Regions from separate parts of the Mus musculus genome. Here region 2 is linked to region 1. A link is a loop called in an ENCODE intact Hi-C map of the cell type or tissue named here. Cell type or tissue: heart. All regions are shown on one strand. Each heading gives the region's core, and the rest is flanking DNA. Links, peaks and the distances in the headings are about the cores only. Region 1 has its middle 41 kb from the start of Gm52297. Region 2 overlaps Epas1 (endothelial PAS domain protein 1).

Region 1 (13,128 bases), core at 815-8,814:
CTTGGAGATTGAGTCACAGTTAAAGCCAGGACCAGAACTGCGGTTTTGTTTCTCTACCCGAGACAAAGACATTATCCTATTTACAATGATGTCACGTGAGGTGTGTATGTGTCTCCAAACTAGACTCATTTTGGCCAATTAAGTGTCACAACTTTCTGCAAGGATGGGAGATGTTCCTTTTGCCGTGGTCTGAAGACATACTTGTAATTGATTGGCCAAGGTGATGAGTACCATGACTTAGCCACAAGTATTTTATAGGCTTCTGAGGCAAATATCATGTATCTATTTATTTATAGTTATTATGGTTGGCCACACAATGATGTGGTCAGGATTCCTACAACATGATGTGGATGTCTATTGTGAATGACATGTGACCTAGGAAACACCTTTCTCTGGAAAAAGCATAAAGGTGTCTGTACGTACAGTCTGCATCCTGCCTGGTCAAGGCAGGGCTAAGATGAGGGGCAGTCCAGTCCTTATGGACGGAGTAATGTGCTCATATCTTTCAGACATGCTGGTTGGTTGGCTGAACAGATAACCCAGCCTACTCTGTTTGTTTCTGAGGGGTTCTGATCTAGAACCTTCGATTCCCCATATGGAGTTTGAAGTGAGAGAGAAAAAAACAACAACAATCCTCTGGGGCAAGGCTTTCCTGGTTAGTTGGTCTCACACTCAGGGTTAGAGGACCTAGGCAGGCACCCTGGGGACAGGCACCCTGGGGACAGGCACCCTGGGGACATGCAGGGAAGTATAGGGATTCTTTAAAGTAGACAGAATTGACACAGCAGCCCCAGAGGCCACCCTGTCCAAAAGTGTGGGGTGTTGTGTGGCCTGGTCTGGTAGTTGTCTTCATAAACTTGAGAATTATGTGTCTAAGTGTAAGTTTTCCAACATTTAAATACCAAGTCAAAAAAAAAAAATAAACACTACAAAATGTAGGTGCTCTATCTCCATGGCAACGGGAAGCTTGCTTTTACTTTTCACGGTTTCACTATGCTCAAACATTTCAAACCTAGGAAAGTTGGAAAAATAGTAGAGTGACCATCCCTGCCTCCTACACTACAGCCGTCTGTAACTGGCAGTTCACACACACACACACACACACACACACACAAACACACACACACACACACACACACACATACACACACATACACACATACACACACATACACACACATACACACACACATACACACATACACATACACACACACATACACACACACCCTCCCCACATTCCCGAACACCCATACTACCTTTTTGGTTAAATGGTTTGAAACTATCAACACCGTGCTAGGTGGTGCGCATGCCTTCAATCCCAGCACTCGAGAGGCAGAAGCTGGTGGATCTTTGAGTTCAACGCCAGCCTGGTCATAAGTCACCAACCTTCTTTGCCTTTTAGAATGTTTTAGAAGATGGAGTCTGCATTCTTCTTCAGATATTTTTGGCACAAACTCTGCAGTGATGATGTGGTGTCCTTCAGATTAATACTGCAGGAGACCAGTGCGATCCATTTACTCGCTGGTGGGTGAGGCCAAGTCAAGGGGGTTCCCACTGGCAAGCTCTACAGTCAACCCAGTTCCCTTTGAAAGTAAGAAGTCAGCTATGAAGTGATGTTTGCTGCTGTCACCTCTTGTTTATTTGGCACCCTCAAAGGTGTTTTGAGAATACAAAAAGTGACAATAATGTAAGAACAAGCAGGTGCCTTGGTCCCCAAGGCCAGGTGCCTGTGCCTGCTGCTGGTCTCTGCGGGGGGAGGGGGCGCACTAGGATCTATGTCCACTGGAAGTAAAGACTGCCTTTGCCAGAGAAATAGAGAATTGTCCATCCAAAACATGCAGACACACTAATTAGGCATTAACCTGAGTGCACCGGATTGCAAGTGTACAGGCTGGACACCTTGGATTATATTAGTACACTTCCAATGGGCGTGCAAAATAATACAGGAGCTCAAATACAGCTACAGTGGGAGGACCCCACTTCTCATGCTGGACCTCAGTTTTCTCATCTGTACAGTGGACCGATCTAAAGTTGTCTCCTAATGTCCATTTTAGCTGAACCATTGTAAATAATCGAATACCTTAGATTTGCTGTACATTTTCCCATGCTGTAGAGGCAGTGTTTACATTTTGTAATTTAAATTATCAAAAGCTCAGGTTTGCACAGGAAGAATCTTATGCTGAAGAGGTTTATGAACATTCCCACAACCACATGCCTACGAGTGCAGGTGATGTGTGTCAGGATGTGAGTCTCGAGGGTGGTACACTTCAAGCCGGGGGGGGGGGGGGAAGGGAGGGGGAGAGGGAGAGAGATTGAGTTTGATATGGTTACATCTAACTTATCTGTCATATTGACATGCATTTTTCGAACACATAAATATTGAATATCACATCTAGATTTGCAAGCTTGGTTAGAGTATTACAGTCCTGGGAAGATATATAATTGTTCTGAGAAGTGAGTGGAAGATCATGGTGTCTTGATATTTTCAACCCATTTAACCAAAAAAAAGTATGAATACACAGAAGGAGAAGAGAAGATGTATATGCGAAAAATTATATAAGAGATTTGTAAGTTCCACCACTGAAGGAGGGTGAAGTAAAGAGGGTAAGGGCATTCACCTGATTCTTTTTTTTCAGCCTTCTCTTTTTAATATTATTTATTTATTTTTATTTATATGAGTACACTGTCACTGTCTTCAGACACACCAGAAGAAAGCATTGGATCCTATTACAGATGGTCGTGAGCCACCATGGGAATTGAACTCAGGACCTCTGTAAGAGCAGTCGGTGCTCTTAACTGCTGAGCCATCTCTCCAGCCCCTTTTCCAACCTTCTTAGGTTTGAAATTTCTGACCACAATAAAGTTGTGAAAAATAAAAATAAATTGTGTGTTGGCCATGGAAATGTAGCCCTCATGTATTAGAGTGGTAAATGTTTTTGAGCCAATATTTAAAGAGCTGAGAGAAGGTCTGCTTTGCTTTGGGTGTCTCCCCAAATGGTTTCCAGGAAGTAATCAGACCCTGAGGGCTGTGACCTTGTCAGTGGGTTCCTCCCTCGATGCATTCTCCGTCTGTAATCGGGTGGCATTCCTAGGATGGAATGGAAAGCCTCAGAAGTGAGCCCTGGTCGAGGGTAGCACGTCCCCTGGGCGTGTCCATCCCGTGGGCGTGTCCTTGGGAATTTGACTTTGCTGTGGACTCTCCTCTGCTTTCCTAGCACTAGGAGGTGAGTTCTGCTCTACCACACACTCTGCCTCTCTCTCCTCAGGCCCAGAGCAAGAAATCTCTGAAATGAGTCAGAGCAAGAAATCTCTGAAATGAGTTCCAGGACAACCAGGGCTACACAGAGAAACCCTGCCATCCAAATACACACACACACACACACACACACACACACACACACACACACACACACAGAGAGAGAGAGAGAGAGAGAGAGAGAGAGAGAGAGAGAGAGAGAGAGAGAGAGAAAGAGAGGGAGAGAGCTCTAAATCAAGGAGTCAAAATAAAATTTTCCGGTGTTTCTCCAAGGAATGTATTTCAGAAAGGAAAAGTATTCCCAGCTCGAGGGGAGGATGGGATGGGGCCTGCAGCTTTGTGAGTAGAGTTCCTTCGAGAATTCAATGGCTGTGATCATTGTCTTAACCCAGTGACTGCACTAAATGTCACAAAGAACACATTGTAACATGATGAGTTTTACATTGTATGAATTTTGCATTAATGCTTAAAAGCCTCAAAAGCAAGCAGACAAACAAAACCAAGACCACCTTTCTTCGCGCTATGCCAACTTTATGGATGAACTAAATTTTATTTACAAATATGAGATTTGTGGACAAATGTCAGCCTTATTATCTTTCATCTAAAACTGGAATCTTGGAAACACCCTAAATATCCAATGATAGAAAATGAATTAGCTAAATTCTGAGCTAACAGATGAGAGACTGTTGTGGAACTGGTGCAACGCATGCCTTAGAAGATCTATGATGGGTCGGGAAACATGGAGTTGTGATTCTGAGCACACATTGCTCTTGCAGAGGAGCTCAGCTCCGTTCCCAGGACCGCGGCACATGTATTACAACCACTCCAGGGAAATCTAACCCCCTCTTCTAGGTTCTGTGGGCACTCCACTCTTGTGTTCGAGAGCTTGTGAGTGTGCTCAGATATGTGCCCACACACACTTAAAAATAACAAATATAAATAATTCTAGCACCGAAGGGCCAGAAGCAGGCACATCTCTGTGAGTTCATGGCCAGCCTGGAAGATAGAGTTGCCAAGCATCCCGGGCTACAGAGAGGCTGTCTCTCAAAATAAAACCAAAACCAAACACACAAACCAACCAACTTCAAGTGCCATGGAGTGTGTTTATTGTACACTATTTGTGGAAAAGGCAGAGGATGTGTAGCATGGTGCACACTCATAGCGGGCACGTGTGTGTGCACACCGGGAGACTGACATTGGGACGTGGAGGCCCATATCAGCTAGTGAAAGCACAGTTTGTTTTCTGTTTTTTACACTTTTCTTGTATAGTTCAAGTTTTTTTTCTCTAGCAAACACTTGCTGCTTTTATCATAAAAATGAGTACAGTAAAAGTTACTCAAACAAACTTCGCCTGGATTTCCCTGTACTGCCTCTGGCTCTGGGCATCCTTCCCAGGACCTCTTCTCCTGCCTCTCCCCTCTCCTCACCCTGCCCAGATAAATAACAAGCAGATAAATGTTTCAAAGGTCCTCCTCTCATATGCTGCCCAATCCCAGCAGCAAATTAAAGGGACACTCTGCCCTGCTCGGAAGCCCAGGTCTTGTTGTGGCCCTGTATCTCTCTGTCTTTATGAGAGGACCTTGTAGGAATCTGACCAGCGTTAAAGGAAACAGCTGGCTATCATGGGATGTGGGGTGCGGGGGAGGGACACACGGATGCAGAAGGCCCCTAGGTCCCTCCTGCTCAGTACTAGGGTGTCTCATTGTAAGGGTTATCAGTAATTTATACTTCAGAGAGCTTAGTGTGTATCTTTGCAGACAATGAACTGATAAGGTGAGAGGCAGTCACACTCCCAAGAATGACAATCATTCCTTGGACTCTTGGATTCTGACTCTTGGGGGAAATGACTTTTAATAGTACCCAAAGTTAGCAAGGATCATTTTAGGGATTTTAGGGACACAGACTCTCTGAACACTACTGGAAAGAGCTGGGAAACTTTAACAAAATAGATTGATGCCCAACACCACCCTTAGAGATTTGGTTATCATTGGCCTTGGGTTGAACCAGATAAAATATTTCTGAGACCATGTTTTATGTGGCCCAGGCTGGCCCAAACTTGCTATGTAACCAAGGATGCTGAACTTCTGAGCCTCCTGTTTCTACCTCCCAAGGGCTGAGATTACAGGGGTATACCACACCCGGTTTATTCCATGCTGAAGATTAAACTCAGGACTTTCTACACACTAGGCAAGAACTCTTCCAAATTAGTTGCACGCTTAATCCTCAACCAGATACTTTCTTCACATGTTCGTATGCCACTCCCAAGATTCCAGCCAGGGCTGAGAGGAACTGGATTTATGCCTTACAACCACCTCTCTGCTGTTTTAAGACTGATTTAACTGATTATCTAAGACAGGCAGTGGTGGCACATGGCTGTAATCCCAGCATTCCAGAGGCAAGTAGATCCCTGAGTTCAAGACCAGCCTGGACTACAAAGATATAGAAGTTCTAGGACGGCCAGGGATACCCAGAGAAACCCTGTCTCTAAAACCTAAAACCAAAACAATAACAAAAACCTGATTACCTGTGTGTGTGTGTGGAGGGGGAGGTGTCTGTGCCATGTTGTGTGTGGAAATCAGAAGACAGCTAGCAGGTGTCAATTCTCTGAGTCCTGGGGATTGAATTCAAGTACTTAGGCTTGGTGGCACGTACACTTTCTCCACTGAACCATCTCATAGCCTGGGTCAAGTGTAATTTAAAGAGTTCTCCTAATAAAAATATTCAGACACAATTAACAGTAAGAATTTTTTTAATTTATTCTGAGAACTAATCTAGTATTAAAAAATTGCGCTTTACACGTGTTCGAAAGGAGAGGCCACAGCCAGGAACAGGCGTGAGGAAGTGAGCGTCGAGGTTATTTATAGCATCAAAGATTTGGAGACAACATTTTCATGTGTTGTTTTTGATTCTCTGAAACCTGGGAGAAGTTGAAATTGGTCAGGAAAGCAAGTAGGCAAAAAATTTTAGACTTGGGCCCAAGGGTGGAAGTCTCTGTGTGAGATTGGTGCCTTCTGTTTGCAAACCAAAGAGGAGTTATTTGGGTTTACTCCAGAACAAGGTTTGTTTGTTTGGTTGGTTTTTTTTTAAAGGACACAGAGACACGAAGAACAGGAAACAACCTCACAGGCACTGACGTCCACATCTGGAGAGGCTGAGCTGCCAGCAAAAACTCTTTGTCTACGAACGGTACACCTATAGAGACAAGGTATTTGCTCATCCCCTTAGCCATAGACACCTCGGTTGGTTCCTCTGTCCCTCTCAGCTATTAGGGAACCGGGTCGCCCTCCTCCTGCCGAGCTGCATCTACTGCTGTGGGCTCTGGAACCTTATGTTGTTTGTTCTAACTAACCGGATTTTGTTTAGACACCAAAGACATTGCATCAGGCCAGTGGTTCTCAACCTTTGGTTTGAGACCCCTCTGAGAATTGAACAACCATTTCACAGGGGTCACCTAAGGCCCCCAGAAAACACAGATATTCATAGTGTGACTCATAACGTTAGCAAAATTACAGATACGAAGTAGCAACAAAAATTATTTTATGGTTGAGGGTCACCACAACAGAACACCATAACAACCAAAGGGCCACAGCATTAGGACGGGTGAGAACCGCTGCATTAGGCAGTTAGGGTATTTCCACTCTAACAAAGGAAGACGTCACCAGTGACGGCAAAAGCTACCCATAGGTCAGATGGGAGGTGTGAGCACAGGAAGGCTGATGTAAGGCTCCCAGTTACTGCAGACATCTATGCTGCAAACGTCTTCAAACCCTCTAACCTGGAGTTTCCTGCAGAGAGCCAGGCAAGCAGGTGACCCAGTACAAGGAAGGCATAGATTCTGAACATATCCAGGGAAAGAGACACAGTGGCCAGCGTGGCCATGATGGGCAGACAAGTCTGGTTCTCTAGAAGATGTTCAAATCGCCAAGACTCTGTGCTGTGACGGTTGTTCGTTTGCTTTGTTTTGTTTTTGTGTCTGCCTGTTGATGTGAAAGGATATGCTACAATGAGAAGGCAGGAAAACTCTGAAATGGAAGGGGATAGAAACACAGAGGCCACTGGTCCAATTCTGAGCTTCAGCGCTTTGGGTGTGTTGTTTTTGTTTGTTTGAGGGCAAATATAGGGAAAATGACCCATAGGGAAAGAATGCAGAGTGCAGTGCCAGTCAAACTTGCTGGAGAGGGGAGCTGTATGAGTTGAGAAAGTCACTGATGGATTAATGTGGGTGGTGGTGAATTAAAGGCCTTAATGATGACTACAAGAGACAATAAGAATGGCTACAGTCTTTGCCTTAAGTTATTGGAAAGGTTGCTAAAACGTAGAACTACTAGAGAGAACAGAACAGGGAATAAGTGGACACACACACACACACACACACACACACACACACACACACACATGGTTGGAAATGCTATCCAGTAGTGGACATTCCAAGCAAGACTTGAGTTAAGAATAGCATTCAGGAGAAAGGCCTGGACTGATGCATACATTTTGGGGTCAGCAGCCTCAACATAGCTAAACCTGGGACTGGATGTGGTCAACCAGACAGAGAGTGAGCATGGACAGAGAAGCTAAAGAGCTGAAGCTTAAACCCTGCCGTCCTCCAATACTCAAAGACTGAGAAGTGAAAGCTCCAAAGGAGGCTGAGAGAGCAGCCAGTGATCCAGTACACTACCCAAGCAGCGTCCCGAGGGCAGAGATCCCACATCTGCTCTCTTGCTAGCTTGGACTTGCTTTCCTGTCTGTGGCTGGGTTAAGTATCCCAGAGCACCGATGGGAAGCCCTAAGGAACGTCCCAGGGTTTGAGCACAGTAGCCACTTGGGCTTCACACAAGCTGTATGGCTGACCTAGGACAATCTTTTCTATTGAGCAAACAGTACTTTGGTTTTCTCAAATCGGAGTCTCACTCGAAGTGTAGCTCAGCCTGATCCTAAAATCGTGAACCTCCTGCATCGTCCTCTCAAATGACAAGTAGGCTAAATCCAAGAAAGACACCTCTTCTAAAACCTGTGCGTGCCCTGGAATCTCACAGCCGTCTCTTCGCAGTCTCTGAGCAGCATCCACATAGGTCCTACTGTTTATTCCTCAGGGGCACTCCATGCCCTTCCCAGCCCAATTCCATTCAGATTTCGACTCTGCAGTGGAAAGGAGTTGGGCATGGTTTTCATGATGTTCTTTATTTTAGAGTTGAGGTCACAGATGTTGGAAACCCAGCCAAAGGTAGACAGGAAGCTGGAATTAGGATGCAGGTATCCAGACCCAAGACCTATAATCACAATTACAGCAGACTACCTGTGGCCAGAAGGCTGTGAATCCTGAGCTACTATCAGAAGATATTTTGTCTACCCTGAGTTCAGGATGAAGTCATCCACATGTGGTATCCACATGGACATAAGGCAGAGCTTCTCGGAGAATCTCTCAGGAGAGCATCATCAGGACACTTTGACCAGGCAAGAAGTCTACTCTAGGCTTCAAGGGGCTGAGAGAGTCACTGCAGTATATAAAGGACAGTCAAGATCTGGGAGCCGGGTAACACTCAGCCTAGTGTCTCGGGCCCAAGGCTTGTGATGTCTTTTTCTTTACATGTTCTTCTCAGTGGTTTACTCTGGGCTTCTCAACATCGATGGCCATGGGACCAAGGCCATGTTAGTTAGTTCTCAGCTCTGTTAGCCTTGCCACCCTCTCAGATTCCAATCCCCTTAGGAAACTTTTCTCTTTCTCAGGGGCCCAGATGCAGCCCAGCCTAGGATTGCCTGTACCTCACCCTCTTTGCTAAACCTTTTGCCTTCCCACCCAGAGCTCTGAGGATTCCATCCCAGCAAAGAACAGTCAGGGAAAGACAGGATTCTCAAAGGAGTAGCTCAGAAGGGCACACTCCTAACAAGGGCATTGTGGTGCTCCCGAGAGCTCTCTGGAGAAGAGGGTCTTCATACTCAGCTCAGAAGACGTTCTCCCTTCCAGTGACCAAGTCAGCCATCGCCGTCTTCCCTGGCTCACCACCCATCACTGATTCACTGGAAAATGTGAGAAATTACTTAATAAAGAACTGCCCTGGGGAAATGGACAGGTAATAGGCTTTAAAGAAATAATTTAATCTCATGCTTCGTTTAGTAAGAACTATGTCCACAGTCCTGCCACCAGCAAGAAAAATAAACAGCAGATAAGCAGGGATGGGGATGAACAGGCTGCCAGAGGAGCTTTCTGGTTAAGTGACGTTTTCCTCTCTGTGTATAAGTGGAGCCATGCCGAGGAAAGCCATGCCCTCTACAGTGAGGCAGGCCCTGGGACTCAGACCAGCCTGATGGCAATCATAGAACTAGTGTGAGCCATGTGACTTTGGGAAAATGATTTCATGCTTCGGTATTCCACGCAAGGAAAGGAGGTGACAATGTACATTTAACTTTTTCCATGTGTGTACGCGTATGTGTGTGCATGTGTGTACATGTGTGTACATGTATGTATGTTCCAAGGGTCAGGCATTATACTAAATGTGGTAGACAAGACTGAGCATTATTTAGGAACTCTGCAGGCTACAGGGACAGAGCAAGAAGAAGGAATGGCAGGGGAGGGGCCAGTTGAGAACAAGTCTGGAAAACATTTTTTGGTAAGGCGTGCAACTGGCAATGGATGGCGTGGCTCAGAATTCCTGGATGGGTGGATTCCTGTCCTGCTGATAACTTCTGTCTCCTTTCAGCCTCCTAGAACAAGAGCCAAACATAAATCAAAGTTGCACTAAATGGAGGCCTTAGGCAAAAGGTGGGCTGCAGTATGATACAGACTCTAAGCTTAATAAGGCTTCCTGCCTGTCCCTATGTCTACTCCAAGGTTTATGAACCCACCAGCTTCAGGCTGGAACTATGTGAAAGAAACTCAGACAGATAGAAAAGGCCACAGAAGCAAGTCTGCAGAGTAAGATGGGCAGCTAGGTGACAGGAGACACATGACAACACCCTGCCCACTTCCCTAGGAGGCCAGATCCTACATCACCATTAGCCAATATTTCAGTTGCTGCTTCTTTAGGAACTTCCCCATAGGATGGGCCAAAGATCACCCTGCACAGTCCTCTCCCCTAACGGAGCAAGGGGAAGAGTCTGGAAACTTCCTGGGGAGGTTGAAGGCTGGTGAGACAGGGGAATTACAAGGTGTGGTTTGTATCTTTCTAGCCTTTTTCTCCCAAGACTGACCAGGGTGACCATGAAGAACACAAGCCTGAACCTGCCCCAGGCCAGCTGATAGGGTGACTGACTTACCTGGGATACAATGAGTACCTGCTGCAACTAAGCCACTCCAGCTCCCAGCCCTGATCGCTTCAGCACCATTTTCTTGGATTAAATGGAGTTTGACCTCATAGTCACTGTGTATCAGAGGTGAGGTTAGACCAGTGCAGGTAAAATGGGAACCGGCCAGCTGCCTTGCGTTCCTCCATCTCCTCCCAGCTTCGAAGGCTGAGGCATTTCCTTCTCAGGTGAAAGTCCCTCTCCCTCTCCCCCTCTCCCTCCCCCTCCCACTCCCCCTCCCCTCCCCCTCCCTCTCTGGGGTATCGAGGGTAGAAAGAATATCAGACCCAAGGTGACAGCTGTGTCACAGAGGAAGCAGTGGCTGACTACATTGTATGGTTAGTGCTACAGTGTTTTACTCGTCCTGGGCACAAAATATCTTAGAGCTGTGTTGAAACAGAGATGACCATCCTCCAGATTGGATTTGGTATTATATACTTATTACTACTATGCTAATTTCTTCCTCTGATAGCAAAAATAAATTAGAAATGAAACGTTTTTTAATGAGAATTTGAATATAACATGGCAAGCTCAGCCTGGTGGGACAGTCCCTTCATCCTAGAGAAGAGTGAATTCAAAACCTTCCCATGCTGCACTGCAGGGTGAGTTCAAGACCAACCTGGGCCATTCAGTAAGATCCTGTCTCAAAATATAAAGGGAAGAAGGCTGGGGATGTGACTCAGTGTTAGAGCACCTTGTCTCCATGCTCAAGGCTCTATATAAACAAAACAAACAAACAAACGAATAAATAACAAATATTCAGGGTTCTAGGTATTCCTTATGCTGTGAATAAAGACTAAATTGTCCTTGGGTGGCAATTGGGGTTTTCAGGTGCCCAAGGCTTGCTCTGCCCACCTTAAGGTTTATTCATTCCCATAGCTTGAGTTTTTTGGAACCTGCAAGGTCTATGGTCTGGCTTCCTTACAGCACTGTTACTTCCTGACACCGCAGCCAACATCCTCCTCCATCAAAAACAAAGGAGCCCTGGCTCAGATGGGAAGCTGCTGGAGAATCTCACAGAAGGAGAACCAAGAAAAGTGTGAGTTAGATGCTTGTGCTGTTTCTGTCACACTCACAGCAGCTGGAGAGCTAGTAGGGATCATAGAAGAGGAAACTGAGAAAGACCCGGGCGGAAGAAGGAAGGAAGGATAGTAAATTAGGATTTTATGTTAGTCAGTGCTAAATATCTGGATACCTGGAGTTAGCAGAAGAGAGGTCAAACTGGAAAAAAGAAAAAAGGAAACTTGTGAAATAATAGATAAATTTTCTGAACAAATTGAAGGAGCAGCCTCAGATAGAACAGACTCGGGCAGAAAAGAAAATCAAATCCATCTAGGATATGGGGGAATTGTAAATGATCAAATACAAAATATTCTACAAGCCTGGAGAAATCACCAAGGAGCCCAGTTATAAAATTAATAAGCAAAAACCAGTGGTGTTTGTTTTATTTGTTTCTTTCTGTGTTGTTTGTCTTTTAAGACAAGGTCTTTCTATACAGCCTTGACTATACTGAAACTCACTATGTAGACCAGGCTGGCCCTGTACTCACAGAGATTTCGCTGCCTCTGCTTCCTTGGGATTAAAGGTATGCACCACCCTGCCCAGCTCAAGTGATGATTCTTATACCAAGCAAATAACTGGAAAATACAACAGAAGATATCTCATTTACATATTATTAATGAATATGCATCTCCAAGAATAAAACCAAGAAAAGACCCTAAAGAATGAGAATGCTACTGCATTTGTATTTTGATATCATAAATAGAATCAGGGACTATGACTATCATAAAGATAGCAATTCTTTCCAGTGTGACTTCTAAATTAAAGCAATATCAGGCTGGGTCAGCAGGAAACTGTGCTTGCCACCAAGCCTGTTGACCAGAATTCAATACCCAGGGCATGGAAGGAGAGAACTGATTTCTCAAAATTGTCCTCTGACTTCTATGCTCACACTTTAAATACACACACACACACACACACACACACACACACACACACACACACACACATACCCACAGAGAGAGACAGAGAGAGACAGAGAGAGAGAGAGAGAGATAGAGACTGACAGAGACAGAGACAGAGAGACAGAGAGTCAGAGAGACAGAGAGAGCCACAGAGAGAGAGAGAGCGAGACAGAGACAGAGAAAAAGAGAGAGAGAGGAGAGAGCAAATAAAATAAAAACAATAATTAAAAAAAAAACTATAATTGAAAATGGGCCAAAAAAAAAGTGTCAACAGACAACATTACCAAACATACCAAAGATAGTATGTGGCTGCCCAAAAAGCACATGAGAAGAAATTAAAGTCATTATTCATTAGTGAAAAGCAAATTAAAGTCACACTAAAAATTCATACTAAATTTAGTGTGCTAAAATTAAAAACGGATTGTGTCGAGTGTTGGTGGGGAGGTGAAACAAGTAGGTTTATAGGCTCCTGGAAGAACCACACAACAGAACAATTAATTCGAAAAACGGTTCGTCAGGGTCTCAGAAGGTTGAATCTACCTTGCTATATAACTCAGCCACTCTGCTGTTAAGTCTTCACCCAAGAGAAACGAAACCATGTGTGTCCACAAAGATGTGTCTGTGTCTGTA
Region 2 (16,877 bases), core at 4,054-12,053, 91 kb before region 1:
CTCATAATTAATAATCAAATACATATACATATATACATATATTCATATATAGAAACATATCACACACATACAAGCATAATCAGAGGAAAGTATCAAACTCGCTCAAATCTGATTGTGGACTCAAAATTCCTCTCTTCAGATTCTTTCCCTGCTTCTGTTAGGGGACACAATCCCCTTTGTGTCAGATGTCACCAAACCAAATAATTCACTGAGTAAAATGGGGGAGCCCTGCTCTACACTGGCTCTCACATGTAGGCTCTGGATTTAGAGCACATCTCTCAGAAGGTCATGTTAGTGTATGTATTCTCTCTCTCTCTCTCTCTCTCTCTCTCTCTCTCTCTCCCTTCCCCTCTTACACACACACACACACACACACACACACACACACACTGCTCCACATCTCAACACATGCAAACAGAACAAGCCTCTCCCCCAACCCAAAGCAATCGAGAAATAACACCAAGGGATTAAACACTTAAAATAGCCCCTTCACTAACTGTCCTATCTGTACCCTGGTTAACTAATCTGCTAATCGGTTAAACGCTCCGTGGGGCACTCTGTGTTTGCATCCCTCTGCAGTCGGCTCCCTAGCAGAACAGAATTCACGTTGGGCCGGCCATGCAATCAGCTTCCTTGGAAGGCAAGAGTATGCTGAAAATACTGTGTGTCCTAAGCCACCCTAAGCGGCATCTCCCTGTGCACGACGAGCCACATCTCTAAATCCCAGGATCCTTCCTGTGAGTATGAACCCCACCCCACCCGCCGTACTGAGCCAACCTAAGGACGTCACCATGGTACCTCTGTGTGCGTGCACATGGCATCTTTGTCCCTTTAGGCTGCCCATTTCTTGTGACTGTCCCCTTCTGCCCTTAACCCAAGGCTAGCCCTTTTACCTGAAACCCACTCAAACCACAATAATGAATGGAAATTAACAGCAAATGAACCTTTCTGGGAGATAGTTCCCTCACCTGCCAGCTCCTTTTTACAGTCTCTTTTCTGCTTTCAGGAGATGGCAGGTGAGGGTTTGGTTTTCCTGCTTCAGAGCAACTCCCTCCTGTCACCCACATCCCTGACCACTCCTGGGTTTCTGCACAAGCATCCCAAGTGCCACTGCACCTCAAAGCCGGTGTCATGGATCTGGCACCGGGACTTTCGGGGTCTCTCTGAAAACTGCAGAGGGCGTACCTCCGATCTATCTTCTGCTCAGAGAGACACGGCAGAGCTGAGCTTACGATGGGTGAAGTAGTCAGGCACAGTGAGTGATGCCTTTCACTCAGGCTAGGCATGCACGCCCAGTGCAGCCTCTCACCTGGCTTCCCTCACCCTGGTGCAAGCCACTGCACATCACAACTCGTTCTCACCGTTGTCCTCCACATCTCCATCCCAACAGCAGCAGCACAAGTGGATAGGAACTGTGGTGTAGTCTATACAAACCTTGCATGTACTGACAACCACACAGCATGCCTTCCTGTGCACCCTCTGTGGTCTCCCCTTTAATGAAGGTAAGAACAGCAGCCTACACTGACCACAGATGACTCTGCTAGGTTCTCTAGTCCAAGTCCACAGTCTTTATTGTTTCTGTGCCCCCCACTCCCAAGAGAACGTCCAGTTGCTTTGGAACTGAGGGTTAGAGTCTAACCTAGCTCTCTTCATTTTAAAGTCTTCACATGGAAGGAGGCTACCTTCTACAAACTTGCAGCCAGCAGTCCCACACCATGTCCTAGTCCCGTCCCTGCGCTGTCACACTCTCACAGATGCACACTGGTAAGACCCACCCTGTCCCAACACCCCACCTGTCGTCACAGTAGGTGAACTTCATGTCCATGCTGTGGCGGCTCAGGAAAGTCTTGCTGTCCAGGGGGATGTCCATGTGGGATGGGTGCTGGATTGGCTCACACATGATGATAAGGCAGGACAGCAGGGGCTCCTTGGAGCCACAGAGGCTACTGTGAGGGGGGCAGTTGTTGTAGACTCTCACTTGCCCGGTGCAGTGCAGGACCTGGGGTCAAAGCACAGAAGTAAGACAAGGCCGAGACGGCCGAGAAGAGGGAGAGGCCTCAGGCACCTCCTGCTCCTGGCTCTTTCTTGAGACTCCACGAATCCTACCTTCCAGGTGGCCGACTTGAGGTTGACAGTCCGGCCTCTGTTGGTGACCGTGCACTTCATCCTCATGAAGAAGTCACGCTCGGTGGACACGTCTTTGCTCTTCTTCCCAAAACCAGAGCCTGAGTGGGGAAGGGCGTGGGAGCCAGTTAAATTAATCCAAATTACAATGTTTCTGGGCAACTTGTATTTGTGTCTCCTGTGGTTTGTAGTAGAGTGCGTGTAGCCTGCCATGGGCAGAGAGGCCCTCATGGCTTAAATACTAATGGTGTCCCTTTGTTGCTGTGCCTTGAGTCCTGGCTCAATTGTGGTCAGAACTAGAGGACAGAAATATGTCAAGGAAGGTTTTTTACAAAACTTCTAGTGATGGCCAGTCCCACCCAGGGACTATGAGCTAACACCAGGTTGGTGGAGACTCACAGTGGAGGGACTCCTGGGAGAAAGCTGCTCCCCTGCAGAAGTTAGATTTCTTGGAGGATGGCTGAGTAGAAGCTCCTGTGTGACTGCATTCCCAGGAGCAGGAAGGCCTGGAAGGCAGGAGCTGTGCCATGTTTGCTACACACTGTACCTGTTTGTCACCTGAGAGCTGTGAGGCTACACCACAGTTTTAGATGTCTCTCCCCAGTCAGGCCTTGGGTCTCTAGCAGGAAACCTGAGAGTGACCATGGTTGCTCCAAGGACATAAGTCTGTCTAGTTAGAATTATCCTTGGACACTCCTCTCTGCTCTCGCTAGCCTGTCTCTCAGGAATGTGAGCAACCAATATCCTACCTGAATCCTCGAATGACTATGCTTTGGATAATGTACCATTCATCAGTTTCCTCCTAAGGTGACACATGTCAAGGAGGGGAGGGGAGGGGAATGAACACACACACACACTCACACACTCACACATACACACTCACACACACACACACACACACACACACACACACACCCCTTGTTTTTAACTGGAACTGGGTAGACAAGTCTATCTTAACGATGTTCTTGATAAAGATCAATTAGATGACCTTTCATTTAGGATTAAATAAATCACCGAGACAAGGAACATACGGCTTCTTTCCTTTAGTACAAATCTCCAAAGCCTGTCCAGGTTTTCTGCTTCTTGTTATGCAGAACAGAAAACATGAGTCCAACGGTGTCTAAACTGTGGCTACACCGCCATCTTCATCCTTGGCCTCCACAGGCCCAGCATCACAGAGCAATTCAGAACTTTCCAACAAGTAGTCACACTGCTCTAAGAGAAGCTGCCAACCTCTGCACCCACACCTCTAAGGAACATTGATTTGACCGACACAGTCTAAAACAGCTGTGTATCAAAAGAACTGGCATCCTTGAACTGGATTTAAACATCTTCTGCAGAACCCATTAAGTGACAGCTTGAATGTTGTTCTTATAAACTGTCTCTCCCATAATTAGGCTTCTTATAATTTTAGTTATTAGGTGGAGTTTGTATATGATGAGTTATAACTGTACTGAGAGAGCCCCCCCCAGGATTTAGGAATGAGGGAGCTCAATATTCATTTGTGATTAATAGTCTGGGTTGTAATTGTGGGCTCCTAACTTGCTAATCACTGGAGTCTCCCCATTCTGACATCTGATAGTATCACCTCAGCTTAAACATCTTCAACAGCCTTTGACTGTTTGCAGGACCCAGTTTGAGGCTTTCCACTCACCATCAAAGCATTCCACAGCCCGTCTCCCAACCTTTTCTTCTTCCAGGAATCCACACGGACCCCTTGCTTTTAGACCATGAGTCTATGCAGCCTGAAACCTTCAGCAAGGACTTGCTGATTGGCTGAGTCTGCTTGATCTCAAATCCCCATTCATGAATCTAAAGACCTGAGTTTTCCTCAGATAAGTGGAGGACACTCAGCTATGAGTCAGAGAAACCTAAAAGCAAAAAGATCCTAGATTTGGCCTCATCTTTTGCCATCGATTTGAAAAGAAAGACTTTGAACAGCACAGGAGTGAGATTCTTAGTTCAGCTCACAGATGCTCAAACAAAGGTTTTGGTCAGCAGTTGAGTTGAGACAAAGAACCCAGGGAGCAGTGTTCTCTAGAAGAGAAGCAACGAGAGACACCGATTTAGGAAGTGCTTCTGAAAGCCAAGTATGGTGGCGCAGGTCTGTGATCAATAGCCCCTTCACCATCAAGAACCAATCATTCTATGTGTTGGGTGGCTTAGCCTAGGGTTTCTTGGCACCACAGGCAAGACAAATAAACTCATGGTGGTCCCCAGCCTATGTACTCTGGAAGCCAGTTGACCAAGGTCTTTGGATAGGAAGCAGCAATGCAGATGAGAGGCTGGGGCAGCATTGGAAAGGGAGGTGGTTATAATTTTACAAAGCTTTGTAAGTCTGAGTGTGGATTACAGTACTCTGTACCAACAGGAGAGGTGAGCCAACAAAGCCTCCCCTTTTGCAGCACACAAGGCAACGAGAACACGCCTCGCAGGCGTGGCATCACTGCCTTTGCTATTCAGGTTGGATGAGCACACACCCCATAGTAGTGACAGGTGACAGATTTACAAGATGTTGATGTGGGCAGTCTGTCCAGACTGGTGATAGATTCTCAAGTTCAAGAGGATCTCACCAGTCATTGGAAGCCACTGCTGCCTACAGCGATGGCTCCTTTCGTGTGGTTTGGAAAGATTTGCTGAAGTTTGTACCTTTGTGTTTATGGGCATATTTGTGCAGATACCTGCAGAGGTTAGGGGAGGACCCTGGATCTCCCTGAAGCTGGAGTTGTGACCTACCACCAGTCAAAGAACCTGGGAGGTCAACTTAGGTCCTCAGAAGAATAGCCAGTATTCTTAACCACAGAGCCAGCTCTCCAGCACCAAAGTTTTAGTTCTTCTGAAAATCTCCACATTCCCGTCATAGCTGCTCTTCAGTGGTAATCCTAAGGGCCATGCCTCTTGACACGGACCTGAGACACAGGGCAAGCCTGAACCTTTCCCTCGCCAGCCGAATAGGGTTAGAAGTGGTGACATGCCTATTTCAGGGCTAGGGCCTAGGATGGTCTGTAGGCTTCTGCAGCTGCACTTTACAGGGGAGAAGGAAGATGCATGGCCTGAGCTGTCATACAAGATGGTTGCTCTGGAGTCTTCATATGAAGAAGGCTACCGGGAGGCTCCATAGACTGAGAGCTGTGGTCACTGTCCCAGCAGCACACCAGGTGAGCCATCTTAATCACTTCAACCTAGTTTAGCCCCTGATGGCTGCAATCCAGCTGATGTCACATTGAGCTAGAGACCTGCCCACAGAATCCCCAGAAATGTGGGAGATTGCTTAAGCCTGTGTGTTGGGTGGCTTGATACACGACAAAAGGCACCTGTAGCTCCCATAAATAATCAGGCATAGATGAAGCTATTGGTTTGGGTGGTGTCGCTTGGCGGAGATGATTGATCTCAGGTGATGATGAAATGTCCTAGAGATGGCACCCTGACCTCGTAGTGTGACATCAGGCATCATGGATGGGCCATTAGGAGCTATTCTATGTGCTGGGCCTCATCTCAACAGCTGCATACTCACCCAGAAGCTAGTCCAACTGTATCTATGGAACATAATCCATTTGGGCTATTTGTGCAGGCTTTGGGGGTCATGAGAAGAATGCAAACAAAGAAGAACACTTTACCGTTTTTGAGAGTCAGGTTCTCACGGATCTCCTCATGGTCGCAAGGATGAGTGAAGTCAAAGATGCTGTGTCCTGTTAGTTCTACCTGTTTCAAAAGCAAGGCCAGATGCTGTTACTCCTAGTGATGAAGTCATTCGGACTCCAAGAGGAAGCTAGGATAATGTCTGCATTCAGAGACAGGCAGGGGGATGAACTGAGTGGTTATCAATAGTCTCCAGTCAATATTGGGTCTATGGACTTACAGACGTATCAGAGCAATGTTGATGGCAACAAGGGCTTGATTTATACTTTTGCCAAGTTAATCTAGCTAGAAGAGACCTGTCAGGGCAGCCACAAGGAATGTCAAGCCCCATGACATTGGGAAGTCCTAAGGACTGTCATCATCATATGGGAATGCATAAGGAAAAGTCAAGTAAGACTATGCCTAGGACCCCCCGTTAGTGTCTATCCCCAAATAAAGACATGTTTTTCCTACTGAACGAGGCAGAGGGTGTCACCTGAGTAAGTCCCATGAACTTGCTGATGTTTTCCGACAGAAAGATCATGTCACCGTCTTGGGTCACCACAGCAATGAAACCCTCCAAGGCTTTCAGGTACAAGTTATCCATTTGCTGGTCGGCCTCAGCTTCAGATTCATTTTCAGAGCAGACTGGAGAGAGAGGGGAATGAACAACAGGGGCACGAGTGTTAAAACAGACATGACCGAGGGGACAGGCATGGCTCCAGGGCACAGGGAAAGGCACACTACCAACCATCTAACATTTGCCACATGCCTGGTGGAACACCCAGGCCACATTGACAATGACTGTGGGACAGCGTGGTTTCTGTGGTAGCAGAATTTGCTGTACCAATAGGAAGGCTGGGGGTAGAGGCTACAGATAGAATGCTAGACCTCGCAGCAGCAGCAGCAGTTATTTTAGCTGCTAACGTAAGTGGAACATCAACCACAGACAGACCCAGCATTAAACACTCTACATTGGCTTTTCAATAACGCACAAGGCATGTACCATTTGCAGTCTCATTTTATAGTGCAAGACTTCTGAGTCAAGCCATTTTTCCAAAGGCTATGATGTCTAGAATGTTAGGAAGCCCCAGGAGCTAAGTGCAGGGCCACGTTCAACCACCTCACAAGCTTCGGAGTCAAATGTTGTATCTATTCCTACATCTGCTTCCCACTTGCTTATGACTTTGGGTAACGATTGAACGCTGGAGTCCTCCACCAGCAAACCAGGATAGCGATTCCCATCTTCATGAATTGTAAGGTTAAGTAAATTAACTGCTTAAAGTGATATCAACGACTACAAGCTCTACCTCATCTGCTCCCTCCTCTAAGACACCATTACTATCTCAAATCAGAGCCAAGGTGGCGAGTTCGTGGCTCACAACCTCACAAAGCTAAATAAGCCCTCACGCACATTACCATGGGGTACCAAAGAAGGGGTACAGAGAGCACAAGCTCCAGCAGTCAGAGGAGAGATGACTCTAAAAAAGAAGACATAGGATGGAGAGGAAACATGAAATATCTCCCACACTCATGGATTGGCAGGATTAAGATAGTGAGAATGGCCATCTTGCCGAAAGCATTCTACAGATTCAACACAATCCCCAGCAAAATTCCAGCTCCATTCTTCATAGAGTTAGAAAGAGCAATTTGCTAATTCACCTGGAATGTGAGTTCACATGAGTATGGAAAGAGAGGTCTGTCAGGCAACTGGACAGGATTGGGCCACCACTGCAGGACACACAGACAGCCTTCCTCCCAGGACAGACAAGAGGCCAGCTAGAGGCAGAAGATCCATGGCCCAATATCAGAGACTGGGACAATAAGGGAGCCCAGTGTCCCAAAGCTTCTCTTCCAGTCAAGGGGCAGAGAGGTGGCTTCTCAGAGCACCACTTTGGGGACATAAGTCCGGGGATAGATAGCACATAGAATAGTCGAAAGAGAATGGAACTTAGAGGCACAAAGCCGTGAGGGACAAGAGGCAGACACTAGGGGGCGTTGTGGGGGAACTCTACCCCCAACCATGCACTCTGTGTGTCCTGGACTACCAAGTCCACCTCTGCAATCTAAGCTCAGCTCTTGTTCCGGCTCCTGGCTGTTATCCTCAGACCACAGGCTATGCCCTCTTCTTGTTCATTATTTAATGTCAAATATGTGTGTGCTTTAGAAATCTGGATTTAACCAGGTGTGTTAGAGCAGGTCTTTAATCCCAGCTATCAGGAGGCAGAGGCAGGTAGATCTCTGTGAATTCCAGGCCATCTTGGTCTACATAGTGAGTTCAAGTCTAGCCAAGGCTGAGTGGGTGGGCCAGGACCTCTGGCGGGCCCAGGACTGCTATGCAACTTGCGGGATTTGTGCAAAGTAAAATAAAAACGTGGAACCCTCTGCTGAAAATTTAAGCTGAGCTCAGAGCCCAAGACCTGGCTAGTACGAGGAGGCCGCACCCCACCCAGGGTGGTGCTGGAAGGTTCTACCTCCTCCCAGGCTTCCTTCCTAATTCAGGGAAGCTGAAAAAGTGCCTTTTCTTCCTTTAACAACAACAACAACATCAACAAAAAGTGTTCAGAGGGTGTCAAAGCTGTCGCTCCAGAGACCACGTGCTGAAGACTATCCCCCACGTCAGGAAAACCAGCCAGTCTGGGCAAAGGGTGCCTGACCCCGGAAACATGCCCGGAGAAGGTTTCAGCTGCATTTGGGTTATAGGGCGAGGTGGCTACTTTCTCCAGACAGACAGAGGCTAGTGCTGAGGCCTACTGAGAATTTATTTTCACTTCAGCTTCTTTGATCTCAGTGGCAACACTGACTTCAAAATCTGGAGTAATCCCAAGACAACCTATCGGGGTTAACTAGACCCAGAGAAAATAGTTCTGCTTAAAGTTTCCTGTTTTTAACAGGCCCGGCACAGCCAAGCGGCCTTTCCGAACTGTCCAGCACGCTTACTTCCAGGAGGTGGCGAAATTGGCTACAGTGGCAGGTGGACTGCCCTTTAGAGAGGAGGGAGAAGGGTGTCTGGGGCCACAGACATGGAACATCTTGAGACTGAAGTCACAATGGCCAATAGCACCCTCCCCCACCCCTTCCCTGCGACCCTAGAGCAGCCCAGCTTGGGTGTGGCCCCTTCCTTCAGTGGAACTATTTGCTCTTTTAGCACCTGCTTGTCCTCCTGGGAGTCTCTGAAGGAACTTGGCTAGGTCACTCCCAGCCAAGAGGGAGGCAGACATCCCCCTGCTGCACCCAGAGCCCTGAGCCTCCTGTCACAATTCTGCTAAAAACTGCTATGCCTGGCGGCTGCGCACACCAGACCTCCCTCCCTCCCTGCAGTTACTAAGGCTTTTCCTCCATGGCTTCCCTGGCTCACAGCACTCATTACACACTCAGTCCTGTCTCAGGGAGAGCTGGGGATACTGCAAGGAAGGGTGCAATTCAGGAACCAACAAACTGCCAGGAAGACATCTGTCGAAGAGCCTAAGCCCCTCCTGGGGATGCTGATAACAACGGAGAGCAAACCATTGGTACAAAATAAAGTAGGTGCTTGCTAAGGAACTGGGCTGGGTGGTCTAAATAGCTCAGGTTCTACATCCTGGCCATTTGCTTCCCAGAATCTGTCAGGGTTCGAATCTCAAAGAACTGGTATAGACGAACTGTCTCCTTTGAGAAGGACCACGAAATTCTTTAATGCTAAAAATAGCCCCAGTAAACAGGCTTTGATGGCTCCCACCGCCAGGATATGTGCCGCTGAGAAGGCTGTGGAGGGCCTTTTCCGGAGCACTGCTCATTTCCTTTAGGCAGCACCGCCCATGTTGGGTGGCACACCAGTATGGTAGAGCCACTTGCCTTGTGTGAACTAGCAGGTGGCAGAGCAGGTGGCTTCTAACTGGGTCTTTGAGGCCTGGCTGTGCCAGCCGTAAGGCTGCTGCTTTCTTACTTCACCCGGATGATCCTTCTAGATGTTTCCATCTTCAAGAAACTCCTTGTTCCTAACAAGCTCCGATACAGGTTTCCTACTTCCCTGGTGCTTGCTACTTAGTTATCTCCGCAGGGTCTTTCCTTTCAAAGGCTGTGCACGCGTCTTCCGGGCATACTGACGGCAAACATAAAGAGTGTGGGCCACTTACTGTGCCTTATGCCGCACTGTGAGCAGGCTGGGGCTATCTCACACTTTCTGCAGAGTGATAGATCTCAGCTGGCCTTGCTGCTGCTCTCCTGGTGTGCCCCACAAGTCCAGCATTGGAGATTTTTATTTTGTTCTTTTCACACCTGCTCCCCCACCCTTGCTTGCTGCGCTAGCCTTCATAAAATGCTATGGGGCGCTACAGTCAGTGACTGTCGCTGACTGGCCAGACTCTTTGCTTTAAGAGAATGCTATAAGCAAGGTTAGACTTTCTTGAAGGGACCGCTGGCTGCTCTCAGCCAGTAACATCCTGGCATGAATCATCTTACTGGCCTCCTTCCAAACAGGACAGAAAAGGCCTTGATTTTGAGTATAGGTGGGGCCGGGGGAGGTGGGACAGTAAAACAATTGGGCTGAAAACCAGGGAAAACAGGTCTTACCACAAGGCATAGGAGGGCACAGAAATCACATCTGCTGCTGTAATTCTGTCCCCTTTGTCCCACTTTTCCTGAGAAGTCATGGTGAAAGCTTTAAAACCATGTCCTGGATTTTAATGTCTCAGGGATCGGAGAATCATATCCTGAGCAGACTGTGTGACTTCACTAGGCAAATGCCAGGAATAAAACATAAACAAATTCAAATCAAAATAATCAAAAATAAACTTGACATTTATGTCTAGAAACCTGGCTTTGTGCTGATCTCCAACTCTGCAGTAATGAGAATTTGATTTTTTTACATATGAGTCTGGGAAGCCTCAAATCAGAATTGGGGCGAATGCACATTCTATACATTTACTGCGGTCTAAAGCTCTTGGGACGCAGAAGCGACTCCACTTCAGCCCCAGAGCGCAGGGTTCATCTGGATTTAAGACAATCAAGTGATATTTCCACCCATGTTCCCGCCACAGTGTGTTCTGTCCTCCTGGGCCAGTGTGGAAGCAAGTATCGTAAAGCTATTGTTTCGGTTTGTTTCCTGTGATATGAATCTCAACTGTGGCCCGACTCAGCCTGGAGTTCTCAGCGCGGAGGCTTCCTCCCCAACATTCCCACACACTGCAGCCTACTGTGAAAATCAAAGGAAGTGTGCTGCTAAGTAAAGAAGAAACTGGCCCTAACGCTAAGCCTGGTATTTTTTAGGCGTTTGAACTCTGAGGTATACAAAACTCCACTTGCCTAAGTAATGAGTCTGTAGTTTGTTTTGAGTTGGGAAAGTATATGTTGTAACACTGTAACACGTAACTGCTAAAAGGTGGGTCCAAAGACATTAGAGTTCGCTCTGATTTTTCTCTTACATCGTTTCTTTTGTTAGACTTACTTCAAAGCTATAACTTGTACAACAGGCTAGACTTTCATATCATCCAACAATGTTTCATGGACTCTGCGGTCCAATGAGATAGAGCTGTGTACAATGTTTCTGAGAGAGATGGCAGCAACACCAATAAGCAAAGTGCAGGAGGATATCTGCTCAAAGATCCTCTAAACTTTTTGTCACATAAAACAAACAAACAAACAAACAAACAAAAAACCCACAGCACTTGCGAGGCAGAGACAGGCAGATTTCTGAGTTCGAGGCCAGCCTGGTCTACAGAGTGAGTTCCAGGACAGCCAGGGCTATACAGAGAAACCCTGTCTCAAAAAACAAACAACAAACAAACAAACAAACAAACACAACCCCCAAACCAACTAACCAACAAAAACAAAACATAAAGACCTATGGTTCAGGGTTGAAACGATGGCTTAGCAGGTAAAAAGGCCTTCTATTCAGACCTGACAACTTGGTTGGAACCCTATCCATGGTGGGGAGGGAGAATCAACTCCCAAAAGTTGTCCTTTCCTCCCCTCCACAAACACATGCATATAATAGGTGAAAATTTAAAACAATGAGCCACTTGGGTGGCTAAGTGCATAAGAGCACTGGCTGCCCAGGCATGAAGATGTGAGTTCGAGTCCTCGGCATTGACAGGTTGGCTGTGTGTGCCCGGAACCCCAATGTTGACCTGCACAGTCAGGATCCTGTGAGTTTGCCAGCCAGCCAACCTAGCTAAAATCGTGAGCTTCGAGTCGAGCGAGAGGTCCTGTCTAAAAGAAGGGAGGTTGAAGTCTTTAAGCAAGACTTCGACGCTCTTCCCTAACCTCTCCAGAGCACGCATGCACACACTAAAACAAAGGGTGGGTGGGGAGGAAAAGGCTCATTTTACATTCCATTTCTGGAAATAACCAGTCCCGAGAGTGCCTGGTAGGAGCCTGGAGAAATGGCAGAGAAGGAGAACTAAGCCACATCTCCTTCCGTGGCTGGACTCAGGAGCACTTCTTTAAGGTCACCAGGACCAGATGACCAAAACTTGTTTATCAATCTCTAACTTTTCTTTCTTCAGGCCTGGGAGCCCCATAGCTGACGCGCCAAGGGTTCTGGTCTGTCCGTGCTTATGCTGTCTAGAGAGTAGGCAGTCCTTGTTCTCAAGGCTCAGAGCTCCTGAGATGTCTGCTCCGTGTGGTGTCTGCTCTTGTATCTGTGGCTTTGTGTAGTACGTGGAGTGCGGGAGGGGTTGCACCAGGACACATGAGGGCAGATAAGCTCGGAAGATCCAACCCTAGCCAAGCCCTCTGCAAATCAACCTCGACCCATCGAGGAAGACACACAGGCTTCTGTGTGGGCGAGCACAGACAATGTGTCCCTGCTACGGCAGCAAGACACAGCTCTCAGAACCTCCTGGCCACCCACTGCTCCTGGCTAGTCCTGGTCAGGCTCTAGCTGCTTCACTTGGACATTGGCTCCCTGCCCCTTATCTACATTTCTTTTTTTTTTTTTTTTTTTTTTTTTTTTTTTTTGCCTGACAGGCTTTGCAAAATCCTACAAATCACCGAACTGTCGTCCTCATTTCTCCAAGAGGACAATCCTCTGTAAAATGAAGGCATGCATGGGGCATGGGTGAGACACCTCCGAGTCTGCCTTTTTATTTAGCAGTCCAGGCTTTACAAGTCCTTAGCCTGAGCTTCCCTCAACCATTTTCACCGTCTAAATCTGAGTAATTGCTGTTGCCCTGCTGTGTGTGCAGCGGCTCCGCCCTTGCTTTCTCCACTCTCTGCTCATTTCTGTAACAGCACGGTCACCTCAGCCTTGCAGCCCAGGCTTAGCCTCCAGCCTGGGGGTTAGAGGAGGACGATGGGATGAGCAGCCATTCTAACCTCCGAAGGTCTTTCCCATATATCCTTCCTGTGCACAGGGGCCCAGAATAGCACAGGCTAGTCTGGCTTCCCCGCCTCATTCTGGACCCCTCTGTGCAGGGGGCTCTTTCCCAGAATAGCCATGTAAGGAGTCATCTCCAGAGTGACACACTCACTCAGGAAAACTCAAAATGAGCCACGGGATCTCTTTCCCCCTTGCCTGCCTGCCTCCCTTGCTCATGCCTCGGACACTGCCCTGCTGTAGTGCCAGCCTGGCAGCTATATGCTGCCCAGTTTCCTTACAGAACTGATAAGTCTGACAAGACTGCACATAGGATGTGAAAGTGGAAACCCCAGGCTGCCTCTTCCTGGTGAGGCCTAACAGGAAATGATTTTTGAGGGATGTAACTCTGACAAAGGAAAGAAAGCATTCGTTATGAACTGTTTGTTGGTGAAGAGATATGCGGGAAAGAAGAACGCATCGGCTGAGCAGGGAGAGGTGCCCGAGGCTGTCCTCTATGGCGGGGGCTAGCCCAGCAAGAACGAATACAGCTGAGCCGCTGTCTCCACTCATTCCTATAGTGCCCTAATAATCCCCCCCCCCCATTTCCTACCCCTATCCTCCCAGGCAGTATGCCTGGCTAATTCCAGTTTGTAGGCAAGGAAACCAAGGTTCTGAGAGATAGATCACAAGGGACATCACCATTTCTGATGTCCTAGAGATGTAGCTGGAAGACAAGGATAAAAGGCTTCCTGCAGAGTCAACACAGTGTGGAGCGGGACTCTCGCCAGAGGTCCAGAGGTACTGGATGGGCTTCCAGGAGAAGCTGCTCTCGGCTCTCCAACCCCTTGGAGCACCTCACACTCTCTGGGAGCACCTCACACTCTCTGGGAGCACCTCACACTCTCACTTGAGTCTGTCCTTGGTCTCTTCCCTGGGTGAACTCATGAGAAGATCATTGCCAGAGGGGAGATGCTAAAATGAAGGAACAGGGCCAGCAAGAAGGTCCAGTGGCTAGAGGCATTTGCTGCTAAGCCTGAGGACCCAAGTTCAAGTCCCAGATCCCAGATGATGGAAGAAGAGAACAGAATGGACTCCCAAAGGCTGTCCTCTGACCCACATGCATACCCTCACACGCAACTAAATAAATGTAACACTAAAGGCCATGTGCCAGCTTCTGTGAGTGGATATTTGTAGATGTGTCTTGGAGCGAGGCCTAGGTAGATGCCAGCTTGGGGCAGGACCTGTCAAGCCTTACCTGAGGACAGGAGCTTATGTGTCCGAAGGAAGCTGATGGCCAGGCGCATGATGGAGGCTTTGTCCAGGTGGGAGCTCACACTGTGAGGCAGGGGCAACTCATGAGCCAACTCATAGAAGACCTCCGTCTCCTTGCTGCGCCGGCACCTCGCGGCATCACGGGATTTCTCCTTCCTCAGCTCTGAGCTGCTCCTACATGAAGAAACGAGGGGTTAGTCCTGGAATGTGGACGTCATCCATTCACACTCTCGGTAGTGACCCACTCACCCCCACAGTGAGTCAATTCTCCCACTGAACCCATCTGGCTCAGCCCAGGGGAGCTATGAGCAAGCCACCTTTTGGTATTGACTCTGCTTTTGCGCATTGGTGTCTTCTCAAATTGCTTTCTTCTGTATTCTTGCAGGAGCCAGAACTGGGCTTCACGTGGGTAGCGTTAGCAAAGATTTAATTAAACTAATGAACAAAGTTTGAGGACAGGGTCAAAGGGCACCAATGGAAAGAGAAGGGCGAAGAAGCTACGGTCAGACCAGCCCTGGCTTACCTAAGACCCTGTTTCTGATCTGAGAGACGACAGGTTAGAGTCTGGAGACATCAGTAAAGGCCAAGAGAACATGAGGCGGACAACACGCCTCCATTTGCAATCCAGAAGCAAAGACCTCCAAGGGTGGTAGCTGCAGTGGGTGCCATCCTTGCCAGCCTGAGGTGCCAGACTGACTCTTCTTTGTTGCAGAATGGGAAGGAAAGGACAAACTGACACCCAAACCTGCCTCTTTCCAGAGATCCTAAAGAAACACGGTCTTCGTACAAAGTCCATATCACGTACTAACACGGGTAAGTTTAAAAGTCAGAGTATCTGCCTGCTAACTCGTCAGATTCTACCATGAAGCTGCCTAAGTGTCGCATCAGTAACCAGTAACTGTGAGGACATACTGTGACCATTTATTTATGTGAAACTTTTAGTCCTGGGCACATTCCACTATAAAGAAACATTAGCAACAATCTGTCCATGAAAAGACAACCTATCCGCAACAGAGGGCAATCATGTCCTCAAAACACTGTGCAGGTCCCACACAGCACTTCCTGTGTGCTACACAGGGAGTGCAGTTAAGTAGCAAACATTTTTACGATGGTCACAGCGTCATGGTGACAGGTTTTTTGATACAGTTCAGCTACTCTTTCAGACAGTACAGTGTTAGCATCTTTAAATTTCACAAATTGTTGTGAGAGTAGCTGCTGTTAGCATCTCCAATATACAGATAAGAAAACAGGCCCACGGAGGCTAAGTAATTCACCCGTGACTGCCAGCTGGTAGGTGAACTCTGCCCCTGGCAGGGCAACCCCAGAGTCTAGGCACTTAGCCATTAGTAAGAGTTGCAGAGTAATGGGGTTAGTTAGGGAGCTCGCCCTCCCTGGCCTACCAAGTGGTTATCGATATTTTCCTGTGTTTTCTATAAATAACATATATTGCTTGTTTAATAAAGAAACTAACTTGGTATTTGCTTCTGTAGATGTCCAGTGTGCTTTGTGGCTTTCAAGGCCTTCTTCCAATTAGCTCCAGGCTGGCTCATGCCACCTTACCCTCTGAGGTTGCCAGTCCTAGGGGTTGCTCTCCTTTCTGCCTGTCTTTGAGCATGTCGTTATCTGGACAGAACATCACTACTTGGGGATTCCTGGAATGCTGGCATGCCTCTCATCCCCGTGCGGATTTGAGGCAGAGGCCCTGTTTCGACGTTTTCGACGTCAGAGCTCACTTCATTTGCAGGCCATCTAGGCCCCCAGATGGATTAGCCATTGGATACCAGACTGCAGGAAGAGCCACATAACATGGATGGTCAGGCAGAACCTTGTGAGAAGTTGTGAAAGAGGGAAATGGGTTTTCTTGTCCCCTCTCCCCTTGGCTTTCCTTGTCTCCCTTTCTCCCCCTTCCCTGCCTTTCAGCTCTCAGAAACCCCACACCTCTCTATTTCTATCCCACCCTTCTCACCCCTCAGAACCTGACCCCTGGGAGAATTTGCATCTTCTACCAGACTTTAAGGGCCATTATTGGTCCCTGGATTTTATATCTCAATCCTGAGCTCCTTAGGGTGGGATACCTTAAGGGCTCACAGGAGGAATGGCTGCACTGGAGTACCACAGCTCTGGCTCCTGAGGTCCAAGTAGGAGATCCTGAATTCCCCTCCTCAGCACCAGCCCTCACGCTTCCGGACAGCAGCAGGGTCAGCGCCTGATCCCGTCGTTGTTAACATCCAGAGCAGCTATGCCGTGAAGCAGTCACCACAGGCCGTGTATCAGCAACGATACCAAGAACAAGCTCTCCCGTCCGCGCCCCCTACCCCCGTGGCTGAGTTGTGGGGAACAGGCTAGCTAAAGTCTGGGTTCTCTTTGGCATAAGAGCTCTGGGTTTGGCTAAGCTCCTTCAGCTACATAAACACTTACTGATACAGACACGTTCAGTCACTGCGCCGACAACTACATATCACCCCGTTATACTCTTCTTACTGACACGGCTCGGTAGACATTGTGCAATTTACAGATAGGAACACTGAGGCCCAGAACATACCATGCCGTTTTCCCAAGGTCTTACAACCAGGAGCTACATAGG

Evidence for each region. Hi-C counts contacts between places; a loop is a spot of excess contacts. Peaks named below come from ENCODE experiments on the same cell type or tissue, not always from the same donor. Only the 100,000 strongest peaks of a DNase experiment are listed, where the experiment ranks them.
Region 2: a loop joins it to region 1, with 6 times the contacts of the local background. A loop is called at or near these places in 4 of 42 quality-filtered maps.

The regions. Positions count from the first base shown.
Region 1 is chr17:86,703,811-86,716,938 of GRCm38, reverse strand. No RefSeq gene overlaps it. Among named protein-coding and RNA genes, the nearest start is that of Gm52297, 41 kb to the right of the region's middle. In heart, for the core only: no CTCF peak of the experiment used is centred there; DNase peaks (open chromatin) are centred at 3,128, 4,888 and 6,918; H3K27ac peaks cover 905 bases.
Region 2 is chr17:86,794,706-86,811,582 of GRCm38, reverse strand. Epas1 (endothelial PAS domain protein 1) reads right to left here. Exons shown (of 16, transcript NM_010137.3): 2 at 14,277-14,467; 3 at 6,239-6,390; 4 at 5,742-5,826; 5 at 2,107-2,225; 6 at 1,794-1,999. Among named protein-coding and RNA genes, the nearest start is that of Epas1, 49 kb to the right of the region's middle. In heart, for the core only: CTCF peaks have their summits at 7,737 (motif pointing right), 8,682 (motif pointing right) and 9,453; DNase peaks (open chromatin) are centred at 8,262, 8,832, 9,512, 10,832 and 1 weaker place; H3K27ac peaks cover 3,005 bases.